Regions from separate parts of the Homo sapiens genome. Here region 1 is linked to region 2. Evidence: read pairs that join two places in POLR2A ChIA-PET (ENCODE). Cell type or tissue: Panc1. All regions are shown on one strand. Links, peaks and the distances in the headings refer to the core of each region. The heading gives the core; the rest is flanking DNA.

Evidence for each region. Peaks named below come from ENCODE experiments on the same cell type or tissue, not always from the same donor. Only the 100,000 strongest peaks of a DNase experiment are listed, where the experiment ranks them.
Region 1: POLR2A ChIA-PET joins it to region 2 with 6 read pairs; 2 of 35 experiments call an interaction of 5 or more read pairs at or near these places.

What each region holds. Positions count from the first base shown.
Region 1 is chr16:13,313,198-13,318,578 of GRCh38, forward strand. It overlaps LOC107984137 (a long non-coding RNA gene), which reads left to right. Exons shown (of 3, transcript XR_001752087.2): 3 at 2,563-4,551. It also overlaps a transcript of SHISA9 not described here. Among named protein-coding and RNA genes, the nearest start is that of SHISA9, 410 kb to the left of the region's middle. In Panc1, for the core only: no CTCF peak of the experiment used is centred there; a DNase peak (open chromatin) is centred at 3,047.
Region 2 is chr16:12,633,956-12,639,336 of GRCh38, forward strand. No RefSeq gene overlaps it. Among named protein-coding and RNA genes, the nearest start is that of SNX29-AS3, 26 kb to the left of the region's middle. RefSeq lists an enhancer at 5,077-5,371. In Panc1, for the core only: no CTCF peak of the experiment used is centred there; no DNase peak of the experiment used is centred there.

The DNA.
Region 1 (5,381 bases), core at 224-5,223, 680 kb after region 2:
TGAGCCGAGATCCCGCCACTGCACTCCAGCCTGGGCGACAGAGCGAGACTCCGTCTCAAAAAAAAAAAAAAAAAACCCAGTTTTATAAATAGGGAAATCAAGGTTTAGATATGTTATTTATAGTATAATGGTAATCAAGAAAGGAATTTAAAAATAAAGGCATAACTTGGGAGAAGAGGCAGGAGAAAATATGTGTTTGGAGATGGTGGTAGAAATGAACCCAACTCCCAACCATCATAGCAGGAAATCAACAGATAATTCCTGAAGTAGAGACATCTAGAAGTCACATGTTATTTAGCCATATGGAGGTAACAGAGAAACTTCAAATGAAAATGCTTAAAAAGTGGTTCCCAAGGGGATATGACTAGATGAGGAGGGTGGTGTGTGTGGAAATAGGGGAGGGAACTATTGCATTTCACTATTGAAAAGGAAACATTGTTTATGAATAGTCTGTAATAACATAGAAAAATATTTCTAATTGAAGTGGAAAGGCTTGTAACAAATTGTATACACAGAACTTTAGCAAGTATATAAAAATGAAAAAGAAAATAAGCAAAATGCTATGCATAGGGAAATGCCAAATTATCTACAGCTCTCTGGATGGTGGGAAACAGGATCATTTTATTTTTTGTCACAACCTTCTTCATTTCTGTATTTCCCCAATTTTCTATAGCAGAATTGCATTACTTTTATAATGCCAAAAGAAATTACACATTAAAAGACTTGAATGGTAGCTCTTTGGTTCAGTTTTCTATACTCTCTGTGTTAGATAGGTATCAAAAAGGAAGGTTTGGCTGGGAGTCAGAGGTCGTGGGATTTTGCTTTTGCTCTGCTAACAATAAGCTGTACCTCATGGGTGGGTTCCCAGCCTCTTCTCTTCTACTGCAAAGGGAAGGTTGAGCTAGGTGATCTCCAAGCTTCCTTCTTTCTCTTGCACTTTAGGATTAATTCTAAAGCAATTCATTATGCACTGGGAGCAACTCCTTATTCTTTCATTTTTATTTCATTTTTTTTTATTTTTTTATTTTTTTTTGAGATGCAGTTTCACTCTTGTCTCCCAGGCTGGAGTGCAATGGCACGATCTCAGCTGACTGAAACCTCCGCCTCCCGGGTTCAACCAATTCTCCTGCCTCAGCCTCCCGAGTAGCTGGGATTACAGGCATCTGCCACCATGCCCAGCTAATTTATTATTACTATTAGTAGTAGTAGTAGTAGTATTTTTAGTAGAGACAGGGTTTCACCGTGTTGGCCAGGCTGGTCTCAAACTCCTGACCTTTGGTGATCCTCCCACCTCGGTCTCTCAAAGTGCTGGGATTACAGTCATGAACCACCACGCCCAGCCTATTTCATTTTATTTTTAACAGCTTTAGTGAGGTATAATTGATATACCAAAAAAAAACGTGCATACATTTAATGAATACAGTTTGATGAGTTTGGACATATGCACACATCTGTGAACCCATCGCCACAATCAACATCATAGATACATCCATCATATCAGTTCCAAAAGTTTCCTTGTGTCCTTTTTCTCTTTTTTTTCTTTGTGGTGAGAATATTCATATACGTAATTTAACATAGTCAAATTTATAGAAGCAGAGAATAGAATGGTGATTAGCAGGGCCTAGAGGGAAAGGAAATGGGGAGTTGTTCAATTGGCATAAATTTTCAATTATGCAGGATGAATACTCTCTACAGATCTGCTCTACAATATAGAACCTGTAGTTGACAATACTGTATTATGCTCTCAACAATTTGTTAAGAGGGTAGATCTTCTGTTAAGTGTTCTTACCACAGCTCCTTATTCTTAGTCATCATGATCCACACAACAGGATCCCAGTCCCGTTTGGTTCCCTTGAAATGATCTGTGTGTGCACCCTTGTCAAATAGAACCTGCTGTTGGCATCTCAGATGCAGCAAAGAGACCATGGGCTTTGGAGTCCGGCAGACCTGGCCACTCATTTATTGTGTACCTTGGGGGAAAATCACTTGTAGCATAGCACCTGCAATGCTGACTGGTACACAGTGATTTGTAAAGAAGAAATTTCTCTGAACCTACCTCCCTGTCTTTAAAAGGAGACACATAACAATAATCCTTACTTTCTAGAGTAATTGTGAGAACAAGAGAGCTTGTATGTCAAAGGACGTAGCATAGTGTGTGGCACATGACAGGGTCTTAGTAAGAGGAAGCTGTCACTACAGTACCCAATCTTTAGTATGTTTATAAAGCTTAGCACAGAGGTTTATGCCCCATATTCATTACCTCGTTTAATCTTCTTGTGGTCCTTCCAGTTAGGGAGGGATTTCTCTCAGGTTGGGGCTACAACATGAAGTGTAGCTAAGAGCATGGACTTGAGACAAACAGACTTCCATTGTCTAGCTGTGTAATTAGGAAAGTTATGTAACTTCTCAAAGCACCTTTATTTTCTCATCTGTAAAATGGGATGTTAATAGGATACCTACCTCAAGGATGGTAGTGAGAATTAAATAAATTACTGTATGTAAATTGCATGGAGGAGTGCCTGGTGCATAATATAGTTAGCTATTATTATTCTTGTTTTACAGATGAGATCACTGAAACTGGAAGTGGATGGATAGCTCTCCTATGGAGGAGGGTCACACATTTAAGAGTGAAAACATGAACCCAGGCGGGTAGAAGCCATCACTTGCTTGCTTAATCATCATGCTGTTTACCCTCTCCCTGGTCAACTATTTAGCATAAGTGAATATGGATAAAATTGCCCAGATGAACTGTTGCTCACTACATATTGCATTTGTAGGTTAGAGTAAATAACATCTGATAGAAAGTGTCATTACAATTAAAAAAAAAAAGAGAGAGAGCTTCAGATGCCCAGTGTTGTACCCAAGCTAAAGATGAAGGATGGCATTTGGAAAGGGCATATCACAGGGACTGCAGAGCCTGGGCATGGAGCGATGACTCAACACTGAGTCCCTGGTTGCTACCCACAGTCTGGATGGCTTGCTGGTAGCCTGGGAAGCGAGGGTGGAGGGGTCAGTGGCTTTGTGTTGGAAATTGTGGAGCAGAGAAGAAACAACTATTGCAAAAGTTTCCTGCAACCACAGAGAACGTGTCCAGAGTGATTTATTGCAACTGGAGTTTCATTATTTCCTTCTGTCTAGGGGATTCTGTGTGTAGGTTTCTGCTGACCTCCTTCCCCAGGAAGCGAGAACAGAATGTGACCTCTCCTTGTTCTTTATTGAGTCCAAGTGCTCAAATGCACCTTCAGGTCAGACGCAAACCCATGAGGGATCTACTTTGAGCCCACAATCATGGAATTCTGATGTGCTACAAGGTGGCAGTAAAAATGGAAACCATCATTCCTGATATTTTAAGCCAGTACCATGTTCCAGTCATACTATATCACCGAATCTAAAATGACTTCAATAACTTTCACTTTTGTTTCATGTACCACTAAGAAAAAAAACCCTCCATCCAATAACCTAGGATATACCCTCAATTGTAAGTCACATTCCAATTCCAGAGATGATAAAATGTGGTAAACATGTGTCTGAAGAGTAATTCAATATAGTGTTAGCTCATTTGATCCTCCCATTGACTCCACAAAGCAGGCATAAATATACACCTCCTTCAAGAATAGGAAAGTGGTTCAGAGATATTAGATAACTTGTTCAAAGTTAAACAGTCAGTAAGAAAGGGCCAAAATTTAAACCTGGGCAGCCTGATGCAAGCCCATGCACCTCCTGCAACCTGCAAGTCACCTGTTCTCTGTGCATTTAAGGAAGGAAGCCTGGTGGTATCTTCGTGTTCCTTCTCTCCCTTTCCTCAGCTGAACTTCAGGCTTCACACATTACAGCTTCCCTGTCCCAGACTGAGTCCCTAGCTGCTTCCAGAGGCCAGTAGAGCCCCAGAGGTCAGAACTTCCTCCTTGAATCTTTTCAAAACTCTCTGGTTGGGAACAGCAGAAACTATCAATAGCAGACGGGGAGCTTGTTGGGAGAAAAAGGGCAGCTTGCAGAATGGACCAGAGAGTGGGACATGGGCAACGCCAGGAGTCTGGATGCCAAGAAGTCTTCAAACCTCTCCTTGTAAGAATCTGCATTAGCCAATTCTGATTAATTTTCCTAAAGTCGTGTCACAAAATGCAAGAGTCAACATTTCAGGACAGACAACCCCGTTGAGGATTCTCAGGGGAAGTGTAAACTCAGCAGGGAGTTCTTCAAGAGGAAATTTAGGCAAAGAGTTCAGGCTTTGGGTTCAAACTGCCTTCTTTTTTTAAATTTTATTATTATTATACTTTAAGTTTTAGGGTACATGTGCACAACATGCAGGTTTGTTACATATGTATACATGTGCCATGCTTGTATGCTGCACCCATTCATTCAAACTGCCTTCTTGCACAGCCAGCTCTGCCTACCCTCTGGGTGACCCTGGGAACCTAACCCCTATGCACCTCAGTCCCTGCCTCTGTAGAATGGAGATCACAACAGCCCTACCTCACAGGGCTTGGAGGATGTAGGAGATGATGCTTCACACCATGTACACAGCAAGTGCTTAATAAATGTTGGCAACCATCTGTCCCTTCATGTGTCAAACTTTGAAAGTTACAGCTCTTTGTCACAGAAACTTTCTGATGCCTACAACTTCATGATTTTTTTTCCAGAAGTATCTAAAGTCCCTAAGATTGGAAATGCCTCATGTTTGATTTTGAGCTACCACTTGGAAGTGAAAACCCTCAGGTCTCAAATTTTCTGTTGAAAATATGTAATATCTGACATTGGTATATAAATGGATCATTTCCATAGTCATCCTTCAAATGCCTTGTTTTTTTTTTTTTGATCCACTATGTACATAGTCTGTGCCCAACACTGTGGCAATGTCTATAATCTATATGCAAGGAGATAAGGTCTGTATCATTCATGAATTTATGACTTAATAGGTCAGAAACCTATTAAGTTGTAAACAATAGGTCATAAACTTAAGGAATAAACTAGGTTTCCCAACCTCATACTATTGACATTTTATCAATTCTTTGTTGGGAGGAGCCATCCTGTGCATTGTAGGATGTTTAGAACATCCCTGGTCTCTACTTCTAGATGCCAGTAGCAAATACCCTTCCCTTTAGTTTTAAAAACCAAAAATACCTCCATTTTTTTTTTTCTTTTTGAGACAGAGTCTCGCTCTGTTGCCCAGGCTGGAGTGCAATGGCACGATCTCGGCTCACTGCAACCTCCACCTCCTGGGTTCAAGTGATTCTTCTGCCTTAGCATCCTGACTGAGTAGCTGGAAGTACAGGTGTGTGCCACCCCTCCCATCTAATTTTGTGGTTTTAGTAGAGACAGAGTTTCACCATATCGGCCAGGCTGGTCTCAAACTCTTGACCTCAGGTGATCTGCCCACCTCT
Region 2 (5,381 bases), core at 326-5,325:
TAGGGCTGGGATTACAGGCGTGAGCGACAGTGCCCAACCAGAAAACTCTTAGCAAAGTGATGGTGAGATGCTTCCATAAAGCCTTGAAGCTTCCAACTTACAGAAAAACTGTGATATTAGAACAAAGAACTTCCATATACCTCTCACCTGGAGACCTTATTCAAGTTTTGATAATTGTCCCAGTGATGCTCTTTAGAGCAAAGGGACACAGCTCAGGATCGCATGCTCTCATCAATCTTCCTGTCTCTTTCGTCTCCAGTCTGGACTGAACTAGAAACGATGGGCTGGGTGTGGTGGCTCACACCTGTAATCCCAGCCCTTTGGGAGGTTGAGGTAGGCAGATCACCTGAGGTCAGGAGTTTGAGACTAGCCTGGCCAACATGGTGAAACCCCATCTCTACTAAAAATACGAAAATTAGCCGGGCATAGTAGCACATGCCTGTAGTCCCAGCTACTTGGGAGGCTGAGGCAGGAGAATCGCTTAAATCCAGGAGGCAGAGGTTGCTGTGAGCCGAGATCACACCACTGCACTCCAGCCTGGGCGACAGAGTGAAACTCTGTATAAAAAGGAAAAGAAAAGACAAAAATGAAAGAAAGATGGGAAAGAGGGAAGAGGGAAGGAAGGAAAGGAAAAAAAAAAAAGGAAAGGAGAGAGGGAGGGAGCCTCCACATTTTTAGAACATCCTTTTATTGTCTGAACATCAACATTTCTCAGCAGGAAAATTTGGAAAACCATAGCAAAACCCAGAGGAAAAATCTCACTACAGAATCACCAAGCCCAGTAAAGCATTGTTTACTCTTGGACGGGTTCCTCGATTTTTGTTCTTTGATCACATTTGAGATTATAGTGAATACATAACATTTTGTGGGTACGTAGCCTCTCACGGCAAGCTTATAAAAATACTGACTTTTGCCCTTGCTCTTTCTATCCCAAGCCTACTGAACAGAATCCCCAGGGCTGGGGATCTCAGCATCCATATTTTCCAATAGTTCTCAGGTGTGCTGGTATACCCACTCAAGATTAAGAACCACTCTTTGCATTCTGCCTTTGTCATTTAATATTATTTCCTAAACATTTCCCTTCACCACTGGAAGCTCTTGTCAATTACTTATATGAGCATGCATTATTTATATTATGCAAATAATTTTTTAAAAGATCTTTTACCAGCCAGACTCATAATTCTGCTTTATAACTTGTGTGAGAGGATTTGCCTAGAGTCGGGCGCTTGGCTGGAGTGAGGGGAACGTTTGTGGAATCTCCATGAGACAAATTGGACCCAAAAATCAGGAAACAGAGTGAAGTGGAATCTGTCCTAGAGACTCACACGTTTTTAGGAAATCATGAATTGGTGACATTACACTGGATGGTAATATCTAGTCAAATTTAAAATACACATCCAGGCCAGGCGCGGTGGCTCATGCCTGTAATCCCAGCACTTTGAGAGGCTGAGGTGGGTGGACCATCTGAGGTCAGGAGTTCAAGATCAGCCTGGCAGTGAAACCCCGTCTCTACTAAAAATCCAAAAATTAGGCGGGCGTGGTGGTGGGCGCCTGTAATCCTAGCTACTTGGGAGGCTGAGGCAGGGTAACTGCTTGAACCTGGGAAGAGGAAGTTGCAGTGAGCTGAGATCGCGCCATTGCACTCCAGCCTGGATGACAGAGCGAGACTCTATCTCAAAAAAAAAAAAAAATACACATCCAGCTGGGGAACACAGCGAGACCCCTTCTCTACAAAAAAAAATAAAAGATTAGCCAGGTGTAGTGGCACCCACCTGTAGTCCCAACTATTTGGGAGGCTGAGGTGGGAGGACTCCTTGAGCCCAGGAGTTGGAGGCTGCAGTGAACTATGATCACACCACTGCACTCTAGCCCATGCAATAGAGCAAGATCCTGTCTCAAAAAAAACAACAAACAAACAAACAAACAAAAAGAAAAAAGCTTAGACTTTGATCCAACAATTCTACTGCAAGGAATTGTTTTTCTGTGAATATACTGCACATAAAGCAAGGACTGAGGATGTAAAGAGCTCACTGAGGTATTGTTTGTGATAACGAATGACCACATACAGCATAGACATCCATCCACACAATACGGAAATGATGTAATAAACACCATGGAAAGAATGTAGCATTCTTTGTGCTTTTGAGCCACTTCCAAATATCTTATTAAAATAATTGTGTGCCTTTTTAAAAAAATTAGATATACGTATTCCTAGACATGAGTATTCATATTTTCATAGAGACCCTGTCTCTACAAAAATAAAAATAATTAGCTGGGCATGATGGTGGTGTGTGCCTGCGGGCCCAGTTACTTGGGAGGCTGAGGCAGGAGGATCACTTGAACTTGAGCCTGGGAATTTGAGGCTGTAGTGAGCTGAGATCGTGCCACTGCACTCCAGCCTGGGCAACAGAGCGAGACTCCATCTCAAAAAAAAAAAAAAAAAAAAAACCACTTATGGAAGGATACACAAGGGACAGTTAAAATAGTCATGACTTGTGGGGAGGTGGCGTTGCAGGTCAGTGATAAAAGTGAGATTTGATTATTTATTTATTTATTCCTGTATTTATTTTTGAGATAGGGTCTTGCTCTGTCACCCTGGCAGGCTGCAGTGCGATGGCACTATCATGGCTCACTGCAGCCTCCAGCTTTGAGGCTCAAGTAATCCTCCCACTTCAGCCTCTTAAGTAGGTGGGACTATAGGCGTGCACCACCTTGCCCAGCTAATTTTTTATTTTTTATAGAGATGAGGATTCTCCATGTTTCTCTGGGCTAGTCTCGAACTCCGAGGCTCAACGGATCCTCCCACCTCGGCCTTTCAAAGTGCTGGGATTACCGGCTTAAGCTACTGTGTCCAGCTGATTTTTATAATGTATCTTCCGGTGCTGTTTGAAAATTTTACCATGTGGTTGTATTATCTATTCAGGAGGCTGAGGTGGGAGGATTTTTAAAAACTTTTTAAGAACTAACTACAAATAAAGAGATGCTACTGAAACAGTAGCTTCAGCGGGAAGGCAGTGATTTGGAGCATGTGTGGGTGGAGCACAGGCCCGGCGTCGTATTTCTAGGTGATCCTAATGGGTCTTGACACCTTCACCTAATTAAAGTGGGCGAGCACAGAGGTGTCTGCTGGTTCTCGGAGTGCATCTGTCACCGGTCCCGCCACAGCGGGAGGCTAGCATGCTGAGCATGTGGAATGTGGAGCCTCGGCCCTGCAGCCTGGGCAGCTGGAGTTCAGACCGCGGGTTCCCAGATCAGCTCCCAGCTCACTAGGCTTCTTGCTATGACAGATACAGGGCAGCAGAGTGTTCAGCCTCCAGCTTCCAGGCAGCCCACCTGCCCTTTCTGTGCTGTAAATGCCTCCTCCCAGGTTCATGGAGTGGCTACCGTGCCTTGAAGCCCACCTGTGTCCAGTCTAATGTGATGGTCATGAGTGTAGGCTCAGAGGGCAGAGAGAAGTGCCTTGGAGACCTGCTTTAGGCCAGGCGCGGTGGCTCACGCCTGTAATCCCAGCACTTTGGGAGTCTGAGGCAGGCGGATCACCTGAGGTCAGGAGTTCGAGACCAGCCTGGCCAACATGGTGAAACCCCATCTCTACCAAAAAAGTACAAAAACTAGCCGGGCTTGGTGGCATACGCTTGTAATCCCAGATACTCGGGAGCTGACGCAGGAGAATCGCTTAAACCTGGGAGGCGGAGGTTGCAGTGAGCCGAGATCATGCCATTGCACTCCAGCCTGGACGACAGAGTGAGAATCCATCTCAAATTAAAAATAATAATAAGAAAAACCCCGCTTCAACCACTTACTGTGCAGCCTTGAGAACTGTACCCAGTTTTTGTGAGCCCTTGTTTCCTCATTGGTAAGATAGAGTTAATAATATCTCTCTCTCCAGGGGCTGTAAGAATTAAATGAGGTCATTTGTAGGAAGAATTCATCAAATATCAATTATTTATTTCATGAACAAACCTTTATCAGGCACGCTAGTAGGTGCCAAATCCCCTGCTAGGAGCTGGAGATTTAAAAAATTATTTATTTATTTATTTATTATTGAGACAAAGTCTTGCTCTGTCACCCAGGCTAGAGTGCAATGGCATGACCTCCGCTCACTGCAGCTTCTACCCCCCGGGGTTCAAGCCATTCTCGTGACTCAGCCTCCTGAGTAGCTGAGATTACAGGTGCCCGCCACCATGCCTGGCTAATTTTTGTATTTTTTTGTGGAGACAAAATGAAAGAAAACATTGGGTTTCACCATGTTGGCCAGGCTGGTTTTGAACTCCTGACCTCAAGTGATCCTCCTGCCTCAGCCTCCCAAAGTGCTGGGATTACAGGTGTGAGCCACCGCACCCGGCCAAATTTTTTTTTTTAAACGGCTGGGCAAGATGGCTTCTGCCTGTAATCCTAGCACTTTGGGAGGCCTAGGTAGGAGGACCCCTTGAGCCCAGGAGTTTGAGACCAGCCTGGGCAATATCATAAGACCCTTGTCTCTACAAAACTCTTTTTTTTAAAAATTAGCCAGGTGTGGTGGCACATCCTGTAGTCCCAGCTACTCAGGAGGCTAAGGGAGGAGGCTCTCTTGAGCCCAGGAGTTTGAGGCTGAAGTAAGATATGATTGCACCACTGCACTCCAGCCTAGGTGACAGACCAAGACCTGTCTCTAAAAAAGAAAAAAACAGTGACATGGTTTTTGCCGTTAAGTAATTCACAGTCAAACAGAAAAGAGGTAATATATAATATTAATAGTTTTTAAAAAACAATCCCAGAAAAAAACTGTCCCAGATTTATCATCTTATTTAATTTTATTACAATCCTCTGAGGTAGCTATTATTATTCGTATTTTATACATGAGGAAATGAAGGTCCAGAGAAAAGTGGAGCAGTGCACTGGAAGGTAAAGGAAGTTAATTGGCTAACAGACAAGAGAATTCTCTGGGGTTCTCTGGTGACAGTTAACACACTCTTTCAAGGCTACTTTAAGCAATTTTTTTAAATGGAGGAAATTTGACATAGGGATCCAGGGGCCTCATGTAATGCCTGTCATCAAAGTGCAGACAATGTAGCTAGCCCTCCCCCAGGAAAAATAGGAAGTAGGACAAAGTATTTTCTGCATCAAAGCCAGGCCTGTCTTTCCTTCTTTCATCATTGCCTCCTTTTGTGCATCTGCCTCTTTCTTCATCGTCAATCTGTCTTCAGAGCACAGGGCAGAAAATGACGATCCTTGACTCAGACACATACCATCTCCATGACTGATACATACCATCTCCATGGAGGAGACCAGCCGAGATAGCAACAGGACTCCTCCAAGGAAAGACAATCTGGTTGGCCCAGGCTGGACCACGTGTTTACTTCTTGACCAATCAGCTATGGCTAGAAAGTCAAGTAGCCTGC